Linked DNA regions of Homo sapiens: region 2 is linked to region 1. The links are chromatin loops, found by intact Hi-C in ENCODE. Cell type or tissue: CD4-positive, alpha-beta T cell. All regions are shown on one strand.

Region 1 (8,000 bases):
TTCTAAATTTGCACTTGGGAAAGTGCAACATACAATGCTGAACTACGGTATGCCACTGGGTGCGCAGTTCATCAGTTGGATTACTATTAAACCCTGTGATTTATGACAGCTTCTGCCAAAAATGAATAACCCTACATCAGGACTATGACTTCTAAGCAGGTCAAATTCAATTCCATTCAATAAATATTTATTGAATACCTGCTATGTGCAAGGAGCTGCAAAAGCCAGGAAAGAAAAATTGCTTTTCTAAAGGCAGTATATTAGAGAGAAAATCAAGCTCACCACCAGGGTCAAGTTCAGATTCAAATGGTTACACCTCTTCTAGAAATACCTAAATTGCTTCCTAGAATGAAGCTTGGTACTAACACAGAAGAGCTTTGACAAAGAACAAATCTGTAGTCACATTATAAAATGATGAACTTTGTAGGGCACCGATTGGTGCATAAAAGAATTGGTTCAATAGCAATATTGCTCTTTTCTGTTGAACTAAAAGGCAAAACATTTATTATTGGAATTAGGCTGAAAATTCCACTATAGCCATTGACTCAAAAAATTTGGAAATTACCAGGACCAATTCCTTTTGACGTGTCAATATTGAAATACAGAACTAGAACCTAACTAAGGTTACTGCTCAGAACCCTGATAGCTGGACTTGAGAATCAGGAACTGTCTCCATACCAATATACAACTGAGTTTTGTATTTGCTTAAATGTATTAGAAATATTTAAGGAGACTCTCTCTGTACATGCATTGTTTCACATGAATAAAAATATATTATTAATATATTGGCTATGCATTCCAATACATAAATATGTATTTAGATACATATATTCAACCATATCAAAGCAAAAGCACAAATACAAAAACAGGATTTACTAATGCTATAAGAATTTTCAAAGTCATTACTTATTCTTGGAATAATCTTGCATTTAAAGAGTTTTCTGACTGCGCCTTAATTAAAACTTCCAGCCAAAAGGTAATAAAAATGTATTAGATCAGATAGTACATTCCTTGCAAACAAGGTTCAAACCAGCCTGTGAAACATAGGAAAGAACTCTTACCAAATAAAATGAAAATTTCAACAGTAAGGAATTGTGCCTATACTATAAGACTTTCATTATAAAACACGCCTCACTTCATGGAGCATTCAGTTACACTGAATCAAGTCATATACTCTCAAGTGAACTGCCTCATTCTTAAAAACAATATAGAAAGCCCTGGGCTAGGCGCGGTGGCTCACGCCTGTAATCCCAGCACTTTGGGAGGCCGAGGCGAGCGGATCACGAGGTCAGGAGATCGAGAACATCTTGGCTAACACGGTGAAACCCTGTTTCTACTAAAAATACAAAAACAAAATTAGCAGGGTGTGGTGGCAGGCGCCTGTAGTCCCAGGAACTTGGGAGGCTGAGGCAGGAGAATGGCGTGAACCCAGGAGACGGAGCTTGCAGTGAGCCGAGATCGTGCCACTGCACTCCAGCACTCCAACCTGGGCCACAGAGTGAGACTCCGTGTCAAAAAAAAAAAAAAAAAAAAGAAAGCCCTGTCCTCCTCCTATAAATGTTAGAAGAGGTTTCTTATTACAGTGACCTAAAGTATATATATATCTCTCTCTTTATAATAACAGGTACCGAAGAGTTCTTTGGGTTCTTTCCATTTTAATGCAGCAAATAATTACTAAATATAAAAATTATAAAAATGTATTTTACTAAGTATAAAAATGTACAGTGTAAAAAAGTATAAAAATACACTTTTTTAATAGATTATTAATTGGGCAAAACAAAGTTGGCATATAAAATTGATCATGAGTCCAGCACAGCTGAATTTACAGAAAATTACCAAGACCTTTATGGTTTTCCACGAAGATGTCTTCAGAAGATTGACATTAAGAAGCACCATTAAAGAACTGACTAGTTGTAATTAAAATATCAATTGTGTATTCTGTTCACTCTCTTTCTTCCAAATGAGAATGGAACTTCCTTGAAAGTGAAGAACAGTCTTTCTCATTGGTCTCTCTCTATCACCTAATATGGAACTTTGCATATAGTAGATGTGCAACAAATATTTGATGGCAGAAAGGAGGAAGAGGAGGAGGAAGCAAACAAGGTAAGGACGAACCTCTCAGGAAAATTATATTACAAATAGCATATCCACAACTACATTGAATAAAGCTGCCTAAAAATGAGTACAAAGTTTGGAGAAGAATTTGATAATATCAAATATGGAAGTGGAGGAGGGGAAATGCCCTTTTGATTTACTTCCTTTGGAAAAAGGAAGCATCATATTATTCCATGGAGCAGTGTGCTTCACTCTTCATACTGTGAACACAGACATTAGAATCAAGCAAACCTAGGATCTGGCCCTAACATTTACTAGCTTTACAACCTTGGGCAGGGTTCTTCTTCGGGAAACCTCTTAGGATATTATAATTCTTACAAGAGGAAATGTAAAGTGCTATGCACTGTGTCCAGAACATAGTTAGCCCTATCTCCTTCTTAATATTTCTTCTCCCTTCCATATTTTACATTCCATCACAAGGCAAAATCCCTGCAGATTTTGCAAAGGTATGAAAATTAGACCAAGGGCACTGAACAGTTTGTTGAGGATCATGATTTTTAGAAGCTCTTTTAGCTCATAAAGTTACTCATGCTGCCTAAAACCCTTAAAAAGCCTGGAATGTTCTGTGCAGAAAAGCAGGAAATAAGGCTAAGCCCAGGTCAGTGTTCCTGTCAGCTGACATGGAATCCTCTGGTTTCTTCAAACCCAAGAGGCTCTCAGGAAAAGACGTAGGGCTTTAATATTTTTTTAAATCTTTTAACAGGTAGAATATTATAACTATTAATACTTTTTTCATTGATACTGTAAGATAATATAAGCTCAACAATCATCTAAATGTAACTATGTTAAAAACCTATAAAATGTGTTGGATATTTTCAAAATGTGTCTTTCATTACTTGAAAAAAATTAGCAACCTACAAATACTTAAAAACAAAAAAAACCTTTAGTAAAATTGTAATAATATTATTAATATATGCCCAAGCAGAGTAGATAAAAATAGCACTGTGGCATCCTCTAAGTCACAGCAAGTGTATAATAAGATAAACTTAATATTAAAGATGAGAATTGATTTCCATTTTAATTTTTTACTTATTTACCCACTTAAATGCTAGAAGACTAGTTAAAATACATATATTGCATATTTCATGATATAAAAATTAAAAACATGGTTTAAACATTATAAATATTATGCCTTAAATCACTTCCTGACAACCCAATATAAAATTTACAAATTCCCTCAAAACTTCTCTGTATATTCCCTTGCTTTCCTCCTGTGTAAGTGGAAGTTACATTTATTCGCCAAGATTAACCCTTCTACTTGTTCCTACTCTTTCCCTCCCACAGTTTAATCTAGAATGCTACTGCTTCAACTATTTCTTTTTCCCTTGCATCTTAGGCCATTCCCTAACTACATCCTTTCCCATCAATCTTTTTTTTTTCCCACCAATCTTTGAACCTCTCCTATGGTGTGTGCACACATACACACACACACACACACACACATACATACACACACACACACACAGAGTTATTTCAATGATGTTCAAATCCTCAAGCTAACAGAACTCCCTTCCTTTTCATTGTTGTTACAGTTCTAGAACAATTTTTAAATAATCCACATACTCATTTTAATCTCACCCCATCACATAAGTTAAACTGCTCCACAAAGGTCAATAATGGCCTCTAATCATACAATTCAATGACTTCTTAATTTTTCACCCTGTTTGGTTTTCTCTACTTGAATCTGAACTTAGTTTTATCAGAACTTCAGATTTTATCTTCTTCTTAAAGCTGTTTGTACCTAGGATGTCATTATGGTTTAATTCTACCTTTCTCATCACTAATCTATGTAGGATTCTCTTTCCTTCTCTGGTATTTAATTACACCCCTCAATCTCCCCAGAATTCAATTATCTGACTTTTTCTCTGCATTGCTCCCTCTATTCTTCCTCCGAAATCTCTGACAGTTATATAGCTTGAAATGCTATCTCTATGAGAATATCTACCAAATATGTGTCTCTTGTTTCTACTTCTCTCTTGAACTGTACACTTAATTTTCTGATTTTAAATGAAATTCACTCTGGTACACTGAACTTAGCATGGCCAAAAACTAACCCGCACACTTCCTCTTTTCCTTCTTACGTTCCTTACCTCATTAAGTGCATCACTGCCTTCGGAGTCAACTAGGCTGAAAACCTCAAGAGTCACTTTCACTGCACCTTCTCTTTCATCCTCTAATTCTAAGGGGTCACCAAGACCTGTAGATTTTACCTCCAAAATGCCTCCCACATCTGAACCAACACTTGCTACACCTACTTCCAAGTATCTAGGCCAGCATTTCATTATTTCTTGCCCAGACTGTTTTAATTCCTCTTGATCATTACTCTTGCTTTCAGTTTTTTTCTCTTAATTCAAGCTTTACAGAGTCAAGTAAGTATTCTATCAAAGCACAGCCCTGAAGTTTTCCCTCCCTGATTAACAGCCTTCAATGGTTTTCTACCAAATAAATTAAGACAAAATTATTTGACAAAAGCAATCAAAACCTCTATCATCTTACCCTAACTTCCCCTCTCTTACTCAACAATCTATCATTCCTTCAACCTAACATGTCCTCCATCTCACTGGACTCCAACCCATGAGCTGGCCAGCACCTCCTCCATGCTTCATTCTACACCAACTTTTCACCCTTAGCAAGCAACGGTTCACCTCTACCACGTACTACATCTCAGCACTTTATTTATACTACCTTAAAGCACTTACTACATTTTACTCTATGGCATAGCTATTTGGAAATGTCTGTCTTTCCATAGTTGAGATTTGATAAATGAATGATGAAATCAACAGATAGCACATAAAGCACCTTCTAAAAAGAAGAAAGAAATAGATTCAAAATCTCAATGCTAAAAATTCTGTAATATTTAAAAGACTACTAACTGATTAAGGCCTGCATTATATGAATGCCTTATATCACAGGGATAAACCAAGGTAAGTCTTCATATGATTCCTTTAAATCTTTCACTTTATCAATAGCTTTTCTAAGAAGTCATGTACCAAACTTTGGGATCACTTCATTTATCACAACACAAATTCAAAACTGAACTGAGTACTAAACAAAACTGTCCAGACAATTTGTTATTATCCCCTAACCAAGTCTACCACAACCCATGATTCTGCTAAGGTGGAACAACTTCAGTGAGGAAAAGGAAATACGTCAAGAAGTATAATTCAAATGAATGATATCCCTGGTTTTAAGGCTCTAGGAATGTAAGAGTCTCCAACTTAGTAAACACAAACAACAGGCATCTAAAACCTGTCTTAGTCCACATGGAATATCTTTCAGAGATATGAGGAACTCAGCTTAGAAAAGAAAGTTGACTTGTATTCTTTAAAATATTTATATATAATCCAAGCATCCTTGATTGACAAACTTTAAAATATATTATGATCACAATTAAATTAAAAGGAGTGTAAATTATATTTCAAGCTTGAAAAATGTACTAAATAGACTGAGGGCAAAAGGCAGGAAAAGCCTACTGGGCATCATCACTTCCTAAATGCTTTTTAAATTCTTTTGGTAATGTAATTTAAAATAAATGACGAGGACAGCAAAACAAAAATTTGAGGCAGGTACTCAGAGTGCTTTGCTCTTCAGCATCAATTAATTATTTTCTAATTTCCTAAGCATCCATGTATGCTCAGTACATTTAGTATCTATTAGATGGAAAATTGTTTCTTCTATTTTCCATCACCTGGCTAAGATTCTTATGAAAACCATGCTCAGGAACCTCACATTAATAAATTATCATTCCAACCATACTGATTAGTAATCATTTCCTTACTCTCACCTCAGCATTTCCAACAAGAACACAATAATGCTGTTCCTAAAAGGCAATGGCCAGCAGAATCCAGACAGAAAACTGTCTCAACACTGGCCAGAAAAACAAGGAGGATGTTCTCTACTCTGTTCCCACTGTACTTGGGGTTTGTAATATAGCCCTTTCCATACTACATGGCAATTATCCATTTATGTGTTTGGCTCTGATACTGTTCTCTGAGTTCCTTGACAGGTCAAAGGCGGGATTATGTCTTGTCTAGCTTCATATCCCCAGTAACGAGCACTCAGTGGAAACACAGTAGGCCCTCAAAAAATGTTTATTAAGTGTTTAAGAAACCTTGTCTCTTGAGTAGCTTCAGAACAGACTCCACATTTCATTCTGGCGCACTTGAACCTAGATATGTATTCATGATTAATACTTCTATCACTGTATCAAATAAGCATCCACTGATGTGAGGGCTTCTGGGTCGGCTATCAAATTACACATACACAGAGCTAAGGCCAGAAAATCTGTAATGGGATGTTTTGGGATATGCTACTATCTACTATTCTTTTCCTCAAAACATAGACTATGCTAACTCTGTGCTACTGATTTTCTGTTACAAAACACTCTACATCTTATAAGGAACACAACTGAGCAATTACGCTCTCCTATTCTCAGTGACCTTAGAGCAAAAGCCTGCCCTCTGAAAACAGAACATTAATTGGAAAGAATTTCAATTGACCATTTTAAATTCCAGAGGCCAAGAAATGGTAAAACTACATACTCACTAGATATTTCCCCTACAACCCAAGACTGCTTCATTATTCCCTGTAAAAATAGTTATTTTACTTTATTGGTAGCTGAAACACACTGAAATTGAAGCTTGTGTTCATATTTATACTTCCAAGATCTACCCTTGCAAAGAGGCTTCATAAGAAAAAAATATTAACTATACACTTAACTCTGCCTTTTACATACCTACCAATTAGACTTGAAAATTGCTATTTTCTGTTATTCACAAACTAAATTCATGCTATTGCAGTTATTTTTTTAAAAAGGTAATGTGTCAAGGGATTAACTTCAGAACTAATAATAAAGTTCCTGATGTAATCATCAGGACAATGTTGATATTATGAGCCACTTCCTTCACCACTAACAAATAAGAAAAGATAAACAAAAGAGGGGGATGTTTCTGTACTACACACTTATATACTGCCAATTAGTAATTATCAATGCCTTTCTATTTACTGTATCTTACAGTAAAAATAAACATACTGAATTCTTTCATAATAATTTATGCAATTTCTCTCCACAAAGCCCCTGGGTACATTCACAAATGAACACAACCATTTTCATCTTTGACAAATAATGAAGACAAACAGGCAATGTACATTTGCCAACACCCGCACCCACATCCCACTAAGTAGAGACTTTTGATAATAGATTTCCTTGTTGGGTCAAGTTTCTCAATTGGAGAGACTAAACCTAAACCCACAGAAGGGTTAATAAAATAAACAATAGCAGATGTTTAACTATCAAATAACCATCTATTTTACCATAACTCATGGTGAAATAATTAAAAGTGAATAAAACTTATGTTAACAACCAGTTACAGACCAAAATTGTGTACATCATTTTTAATGTTTCAAAAATAATGATTTTATAGTAACTATAGCTCACCACATCCTTATATAAATCTTTTTGATTTGATGTCCTAACACAAATGTACAAACACTGACCACTCAAAGTTGGAGGGTGGGGGAAAAAGAACAGCCCCTTTATAGAATCTGAACCATTTGCTGTCCACTTACGTAGCAGATAAGTTAGAGAAAAACCTTGAATTCCTTCTCTTACCCCAACTAATGATTTAGGCAGTGAGAGTGACCTTCAAATGCACACTCTTTAGCAAAGACAAGATAGGCAGCATTGTGCTTGACAAATATATGCTATTTTTCCAATTGAATAGTCCTTATTCTAAAGTATCCAATGCTAAAATCAAAACTGAACCCCAAGCAGCAAGTTGCAATATTCTGACACTATGACATCATTCTGTCTGGAGCACTTTAATATAACAATTTGAATAAATTGGCAGAAGCGTAAATAGGTCACACTGAAGCCCAAAACTAAG
Region 2 (8,000 bases), 170 kb before region 1:
TGAATGAAAACAGGACAGTTAGGTGAAATTTGTATTCTCTGTTTATGGAACCAAAAATACAAGGACTTATCTCTTTAGAAAAATATATATTATAAGAATATATATTCATAAAAATAGATAATACCACCTCCAACAACAAAAAAACCTTTCTTACAAAAATGCAAAACCAAGTAATATTGATTCATGGCTATTTGAAAGCCTAAGTTTAATATATCAAAAGTACAAAAGGTCCATCTCTAAAAGACAAGGCACACACACAAAAAAAATTCTTAAAAAAAAAAAAAGATATTCCTCAGCATTTCAGAACATTATCTTACCTGGAAGTAATTACTCCATTATTACTTGTAATAATGCCTCTGTTCATTTGCCAATCTATTGTGTGCCAAGTAAAATAAATATTTCCTTAACTATTCAGAGTATCATTTAGTTTTAATTTTGAAAAATCAAATTATTTCAAAATAAATATAATTTAGTAAATAAATAATTTAAACTATAAAGTAAAAAGAATCCACATAGGATTATTTTGTTCTCCCTCCAAAAAAATAATTACCCATGTTTCTAGGATTTACTTAAAATTTTATATTTATAGCTAAGTGTCAAAGATGTTAAGCAGAAACCATTTAGAAAAAAACATTAATTTAGAAAAATTAAGTATATAGATACAAATAATTTCAGATTGCTTTTACAACAGTATGTTTTTTAAAAGTAAATTTCATACTCTTCTAGGTCTCAAGACAAATTACACAATAAAAGTCAAATAATTGCAAAGATACAGTTTAACAGGAAACACTATGACAGCAGCCTCTGACATCATGTAAATGGGAATCAGAGTAAACAATATCAAATATTTAACAATTCTATTTCAGTAAATATTTATAACAACATAGTATAAATGTAAGGTAAATGTTAGCTTTGACATTCTTGGATTTAACATTGGAGTTTTCAACATTTGTAAGAACTACAGAAGTGTATGTTTGGTAGGAATGCGTAATTTTGCTTTGGCCTGATTTTGAAACATATACCAAGAGTCTAAGATGGAAATGAACTCTCGAACATCTGACATTCCTATTTCTGTGAGTGGCATTTTGCTAAGACCTCTGTTCTAAGACCATCCACAGCCAAGACTCTTGACTCACTGTTATTGTCAGGTTTGCCATCAGTATCCTTTAAAAAAACACACTGTATAGAACCTAAAAAGCTGAATCTCAAAAGGATTTTGGAGATAATTTAAGTTAAACTGATCCTCTCTTCTACCAGATGGGGAAAGGCCCAGAGAAGTTTTCCTGTTAAAAATAAGACAAAGGCTGGGCATGGTGGCTCACGCCTGTAATCCCAGCACTTTGGGAGTGTGAGGCGGGTGGATCACAAGGTCAGGAGTTCGAGACCAGCCTGGCCAATATGGTGAAACCCCGTCTCCACTAAAAATAAAAAAATTAGCCGGGCATAGTGGCGGACGACTATAGTCCCAGCTACTTGAAAGGCTGAGGCAGGAGAACCGCTTGAACCCAGGAGGCAGAGGTTGCAGTGAGCCGAGATCGCGCCACTGCACTCCAGCCTGGGCGACAGAGTGAGACTCCATCTCAAAAAAAAAAAAAAAAAAGACAAATACTTAATGGCGGAGTCAGGTGTGGTACACAGTCTGATTTTATTCTACTGTTCACATCAGCATTCCATGCTGGTTTTGTAATAAACACAATGCATAACTAAACAATTAAGAAAAATGCTTATGATAATGTTAAGAAAGGAGGGCATAAAATTATCTCTACCATATAATCTAAATAAGGTAAAAACAAGTTTAAATAAAAAATGTCAAAATGTTAAAACTCTGGACATTGATATTTAGCATATGCATATGCTTGTGCTTATGTATCTCACTTTTTTCTTTCTCTTATATACTTTGCATATTGTCTACAGTGAACAACTGCTACCCACAGAGTCAGAAACAAAAATAAACTGGAGAGATAACTGTGCCATTAAAAGCTAGCATTTGTACTGCTAACTATGGCTGACTTGCAGCATGCAAAATTGAAAACTAATTTGCTGGCAAGCATGCACTGTTAAAATATTTCTCTAGTTAAGTGAAACAATTGCACTGTTTCTGAGGGAAAAATCAAGAGTAAATAGGGAGAAAGTATGACTAATTTTAGATGCACTTACCAACTGAAGTATTAGAAAAAATACATTTTACTATCAATTTGTTATTCTTGCTTCATTTACAGGAGAAGCAGGTATTTAATGTTAAATACAAATGAAGCACACTGCAACTTCCAGCTCGCTTGCCAATATGAATTTAATAAACAGAATGTGAACATTTAATCTCTAATTAGCAAGATTTCATTTTCTAATGTTCTCTGAGTTATCAAAGGTAATTGAGCTTAGATGTTTTATTACATGCACATATATCCAGAGTTCATTTAGCACTAGAATATAATCATATGTTGTCACTGATTTAGAGCCTACTACCCAGAGTATGTATAATTGCTTCCAACTCCTATGCCTGCTAAATATCTCGCAGTTCCAAGAGAAGTTCCCACTGGAGAATGATCTAATTCGCTGAGTTTCCCACCGTCCCCTGAATGATGCCAAATTTCACACCCTTGTTTTTTCTCACATTCTGCCTTTCCCAATTGTGCCTGTACTTCATGAGTCATGAAATGCCCATCCCTCCATGACATCCTTCATTCACAAAGTCTATAACAGCCTCTCCTCCAAACTCATTTGAAACTACTAAGTTAGCATTATAAATGTTAGTGCACACCATTCTCTAATGATTTCATATACATTAATGTTATTTTCTAAAGTAGACTGTAAATTTCTGGGGGGCTGGGATCTACCTTATTTTTCTTTTGCATTGATATGTATAGTGGGAGTTCAGTGAACTGCAGATGAAGGAATGAAGAAGCTCTAAGACCTTCTATTGTAAATAAGGACCTCAGCAGATAAAATTTAAATCAATAAACCAAGCATCCACGTATTCTCTGTGTACTTACTTACTATATGCAAATCATTTACTTAGTATATATCAAATACAGTAAGATGTTATGGGAGATAGAGAACACAAAGTTTTTGTCCTCAAAGTCTTGTAATCTTTTCAATTGGAGAGTCACATTAAAATTAGAAAACAGTATGGCAGAGTATATAATTAAATGAGTAGGAAATAAACTGCAGGAAGAGGAATGTAAATCAGTCTTAATCACTACAATTGAAGAAGTCACAGAACATTTCACAAAGAAATAGAGTCTGAGATATGGACCTTTAGGATAAAGATTAGGAAAAGGTGAAGCACAGGAGGAACAGCATAAAAATCTCACAAAGTCAGAAAAAACAATCCAGATATAATTACAGGGCAAGTATTAGGAATCACTAAAAAATATTTTAGTTGGGTAAAATTCTGTAGGATCTTACTGTTAGCAGAAGTGCATAGAGTTAATTTAATGGAAAAAGGGAAACAATGCTAGTTTTTGAGTGGGAAGGTGACCTGGGGAAGGCAGAAGTTAAATTAAATGAACTCAGTTACAGTGAACAAAATATACCGGAGGAAAGGCAGACATCCTGACTTCATATAAAGAGCAGGAAAATTAGAATTGGGATATCCAGTTTATCCTGGTTTAACTTGGGAAGATATCAATGAGAGATATCTAGTGTGCCTCTGGGGCCCCATTTTTCAAATGAGATACCCAGTTATCTCATTTTACTAGCCGTAAACCCATTGATACTAACTCTCCGATCATAAGAGATTATCAGATAAAAGGCTCTTTCAGTTGTCCAGCTCTGAGGCAAAGCTAGAGCAATGGAGAAGATTAGAGGAATATGAAAAACTCCAAAAGAATAATCAAAAGGACTTAGTAGCTGAATGGATGTGAGAAATGAGAAACCTGGTGGAACCAAAGATTATTTTATGATGTCAAACTGGGAAGCTGAGATAAAATGGGATACCTCTGAGGAGAAGAGGTAAATTTGAAGGGATACCTCATTGTGCTACTCTACCCTCTTTGATGCAAGGAATGCGTAGCTTTCTCTCCCTGTTGCTCTATGTAACCTCAAGAGTTTAGGTAAGTCTCACAGATGTTGTGGTTACCAGCAAAGTATAGGGAAGGATCTTAATTTATGGTAATTTAGTTTGTAAATACAGCTGGCTGTTTACTATCAATGACTTTCTATTCATCATGTAGTGTCTGTACTGAGAACCTCTCAAAACCACTCTACCATATCTTGATGCATAGACAAGTGATCTCCAAATTCAACAAAACTCACTTTATGCTAGGGAGGAGGGTGGTAACTGGAGGAGGAGGAGAAAGCCGGGGAGGAACATCATATTCTTCACTTCCAAGGTGACCATTGGAAAAGACCTGAAAGTAAATCAAATTGTTAGTTTCCAAGAATTTAACTTCTGAAGGACCTTAAAGCCATAGCTGCTCTACCATTCTGAAGACAATATGTAAGTTCAGTATATTTAAATAAGTGAAATGTCATACAATTTATTCAGGAGTCAGTAGCACCACACTGATGATTCACCACTGCCCAAAGGGGTTCAAGCTTACACAAAAAATAAAAATGTTACACCATGATTCTTAAACACTGAGAGGGAATACTATAATTTATATACACCAGATACAGATATTAATGGCTAAATAGGTAGACAGTAAAATTCACCAACTATGATCAGTTTTTATTGAAAAGTTAGCATTCTCTATAAGGGGTAAAGAAAAAAGCAGCACTGATGTTATTCTTTTTTTAATTCCTTCCAAATTAAAGTGCTCTAAATTATATTTCTCCATGGTGAACGGAACATTCTTAAACTTTCTGATGAAACAGTACATTAATATAATCAGAAGTGCCTTTGTTCTTTCATGGTTGAAGCTTCTGTGCTAATGATAACTAGAGACCTGTTCTGGCTTTCCAAGTGCAGGCAAATTTAAACAAAATTTTCAGTTTGTGAACACACAAACCACAATTTCTAACTTGCTCATATGGGACCATCCAAAGCCAGTGTTCAATTACTCTGAATTAGGAGATTCTGATGTCTAGATTTCTGTTACACTACAGGAAATGTCTGAAAAACTGTTCGTTTCTCCTACAATTTGAAATTACAGCAACTTAAAGGGGGGCGGTTATGAGAGGATAATTTTGCAGAAACATATTCACAAGAAAAAATTGAACACATTTTAAGACCTATAAGCAATCATTAGATTTTTATCATGGAGTTATTTTGCAAACTCTTATTAATTCATATTTAATAGGTAGACTGATGGTGGGGCTAAATACATGTAAAGTAATTTGAGCAGTGCTAGATAATTCAGTCAAGGACTTACCAATTACTTTCCCCCATCATATTTCTAAAATGATGTGGAAGCTTTAGAATACAAAATTTAAAAGACCATACCCTTACCTATCAACTTAAAATAAGAAACAAGTTTAAAGAACATATTTGAAATGTATCAACGTTCGTATTTCAAAGCTACAAAATCAAATTTTATAGCTTTAAAGTTTCACTAGAGACTGGTCTTATGCTTTAGTACCAATTTCTCTTTTTTCATGTTTCCCTTCATTAGACTCAATATACTGTAGCCATACCATGACAAAATATTACCTTTAAATACAATGATTTTATCTGGGCTTTTGACTGTGGCCAAATAACAGAACAAGGCAAAGTGTTCTGAAGTGTGCCAGAAAGAAGAAATTTCCTAATAGATATTAATCATTTTGAAGTTTAATAAAATCCTTTAACATAAAAAAAGGCCTTTTAACAGACAAACACACATATCAAACCACAAACGCTCATTGTGATATTGAGCATTGGAAGTCATTCTTCATTGGAATTCTTTGCATGCTGCAGGAATAGACACAATGTAAGATATCTGCAATCAAATTTCCTTAATTCATATTACAAATACATATAAAACTCATTTGGGAAAATGTAATGTGGATTTTATATGCAATAGTTTGTTATTTTAGGACAAAGCATCCAACATAGATAGATGCTTAATAAAATTTCAGCAACAATAAAATAAAAGACAGATATGGGAATAATAGTTTCAGCTGTATTGGCTCTAATTTAACAATAAACCAACTATGATTTTATAATCAGAACATTATGAACGTATCTTTAAAAAATACCAATACACTCAAACATTTACTGGTATTGAAATTGCTTTCATCTTGCACATTAGGTAAATGAGAATAAAATACTAATAACAGAGTTTGCATATTTTTATGTACTACTATTAAATTTCATGAAGACAAGTCATACAGGCAATGATGTCTATCACTAGTAAAGCCACAAAGTACAATTAATGAGGTAACTTACTCTTGGAGGGCAATACCTAAGAAAATTAAGTGACTTATTCCTAATTTTTTGAAACAATCCATTAATCTGCTTTAAAATGCAAATGTCACTTTTTCTAACTGTTTCAGAAATACCATTTGTTACTGATGTATAGTAACTAAAGGATTTCTATGGCCACTGAAATGCTGTAGTGTCTTTTCTGAACCATTCATTTGATGTTTGGCATCTGATAATATTTTGCTCATGTTCTGTGTACTTACGTTTTGTCAAGGAGAATTTAGGCCACACTGGGCCTCTTTCAGGACAAAAATTCTATTACTCCTTTACCATTTTATAGCATATGCCTTACAGTGCTTTACACACAGTAAGGCTTAAATTAATATTGACTGCTGATTGGCTCAGATGCACTTATTAATGGAAGTATTAACTAGTGAAATCACTTTCCTTAGGTTTAGCTGAAAGAAATTCATTATTACTGAAATACTCTCAGCAAATATGTGTGAGTATATATATGTTATATATATACACATACATATATATACATACATACATATATACACATACACACACACACACATATATATAATTTGCTTAATGGCTGTTATTCCTATAAACTGTTCATAAATATGTACTGAGAGTTGACAATACGCCTAATACAAAACTTGGAATAGAACTGTATAGTTCTTTCCTAATTAGTAGATTGAGATAGCAAAGGACCTAAATGCGCAGGTACTTTATAAAATGATGATCATGTTTCCGTTCATCTAAAATGGCTGTTCATATTTATTGACGGTGGCTAGAGGACAAGATTTAACATTATGTCATTCTGAATTTCATGTTCTCACCTGCAACCATTTCTTTACACCCAAAAATCATTTTAGCTGCCACTACCTGAGTGAGTACAATAAATCACAACTTTGGGGGCTAAAAATAAATACTTTATATATTTTCCAGATATCTGAAAAACCTGTTTGCAAATGGTAAAAAAGAACTATAGTTCCTCAAATGCACAGACTGATAGTATCAACTGAAGCAGTTCACACTGAAACCTCACTGAATCCTCAACTAAGAAACATTTTTTTGTCCTCTGCATTCTTAGCTCACTGTCTGAAATCTATCACAATTGCATTGGAAATGCTACCAATTTAAATCTTCTAAATTCCCAATTCTGTTTCTAGCATTCCTCTGCCAGAAAAGAAAACTTTAAATATTCTTTCCTGCCTACCAAATTATGATTACTTAATGTAGAATTCAAGACACTTCATAATTGGTTTTAACTTTCCTTGCCATGGTCTTACCTCACCTGCCTACTCTTTTTATGCTATAGGCTATCCAAAACTGACTACATTATTACTATACATATTCTCCCACCTCCATGCTATTTCTTTCTGTCATACCTACAAAAACAACAGCTGCCAATCTTTTAATGTTTATAGCCAGTGACCCTCTTGCATGAAGCTTTCTTTATTCCTTTTTCAGTCCTGCATCTTGGAATTTTTTTTCTTCTTGGGGATCCCACACATTTTCTGGATGCTTCTCATATGCCTTACCTCTTAATCACATGCCTGTCTCATCCTGACTAGCTTTTCTGTGCTTTATTCCTCTTTGTATTCCCCAGAGTGTCTTGAACATCCTAGGTACTCATATAGCTGAATTAGGTAATGAGGTTGAAGAACTAAGAAAATAGTGGAAGTGTAGACTTGTGAAAGAAGTA

What was found. Hi-C counts contacts between places; a loop is a spot of excess contacts. Peaks named below come from ENCODE experiments on the same cell type or tissue, not always from the same donor. Only the 100,000 strongest peaks of a DNase experiment are listed, where the experiment ranks them.
Region 2: it touches region 1 in a loop (2.1-fold over the local background); 51 of 110 quality-filtered maps call a loop at or near these places.

Annotation. Positions count from the first base shown.
Region 1 is chr3:105,858,150-105,866,149 of GRCh38, forward strand. All of the region lies in intron 2 of CBLB (Cbl proto-oncogene B), which reads right to left. Among named protein-coding and RNA genes, the nearest start is that of CBLB, 6.9 kb to the right of the region's middle. In CD4-positive, alpha-beta T cell, no CTCF peak of the experiment used is centred here; a DNase peak (open chromatin) is centred at 4,232; H3K4me3 peaks cover 775 bases.
Region 2 is chr3:105,689,240-105,697,239 of GRCh38, forward strand. CBLB (Cbl proto-oncogene B) reads right to left here. Exons shown (of 19, transcript NM_170662.5): 13 at 4,255-4,349. Among named protein-coding and RNA genes, the nearest start is that of CBLB, 180 kb to the right of the region's middle. In CD4-positive, alpha-beta T cell, no CTCF peak of the experiment used is centred here; no DNase peak of the experiment used is centred here; H3K27ac peaks cover 334 bases.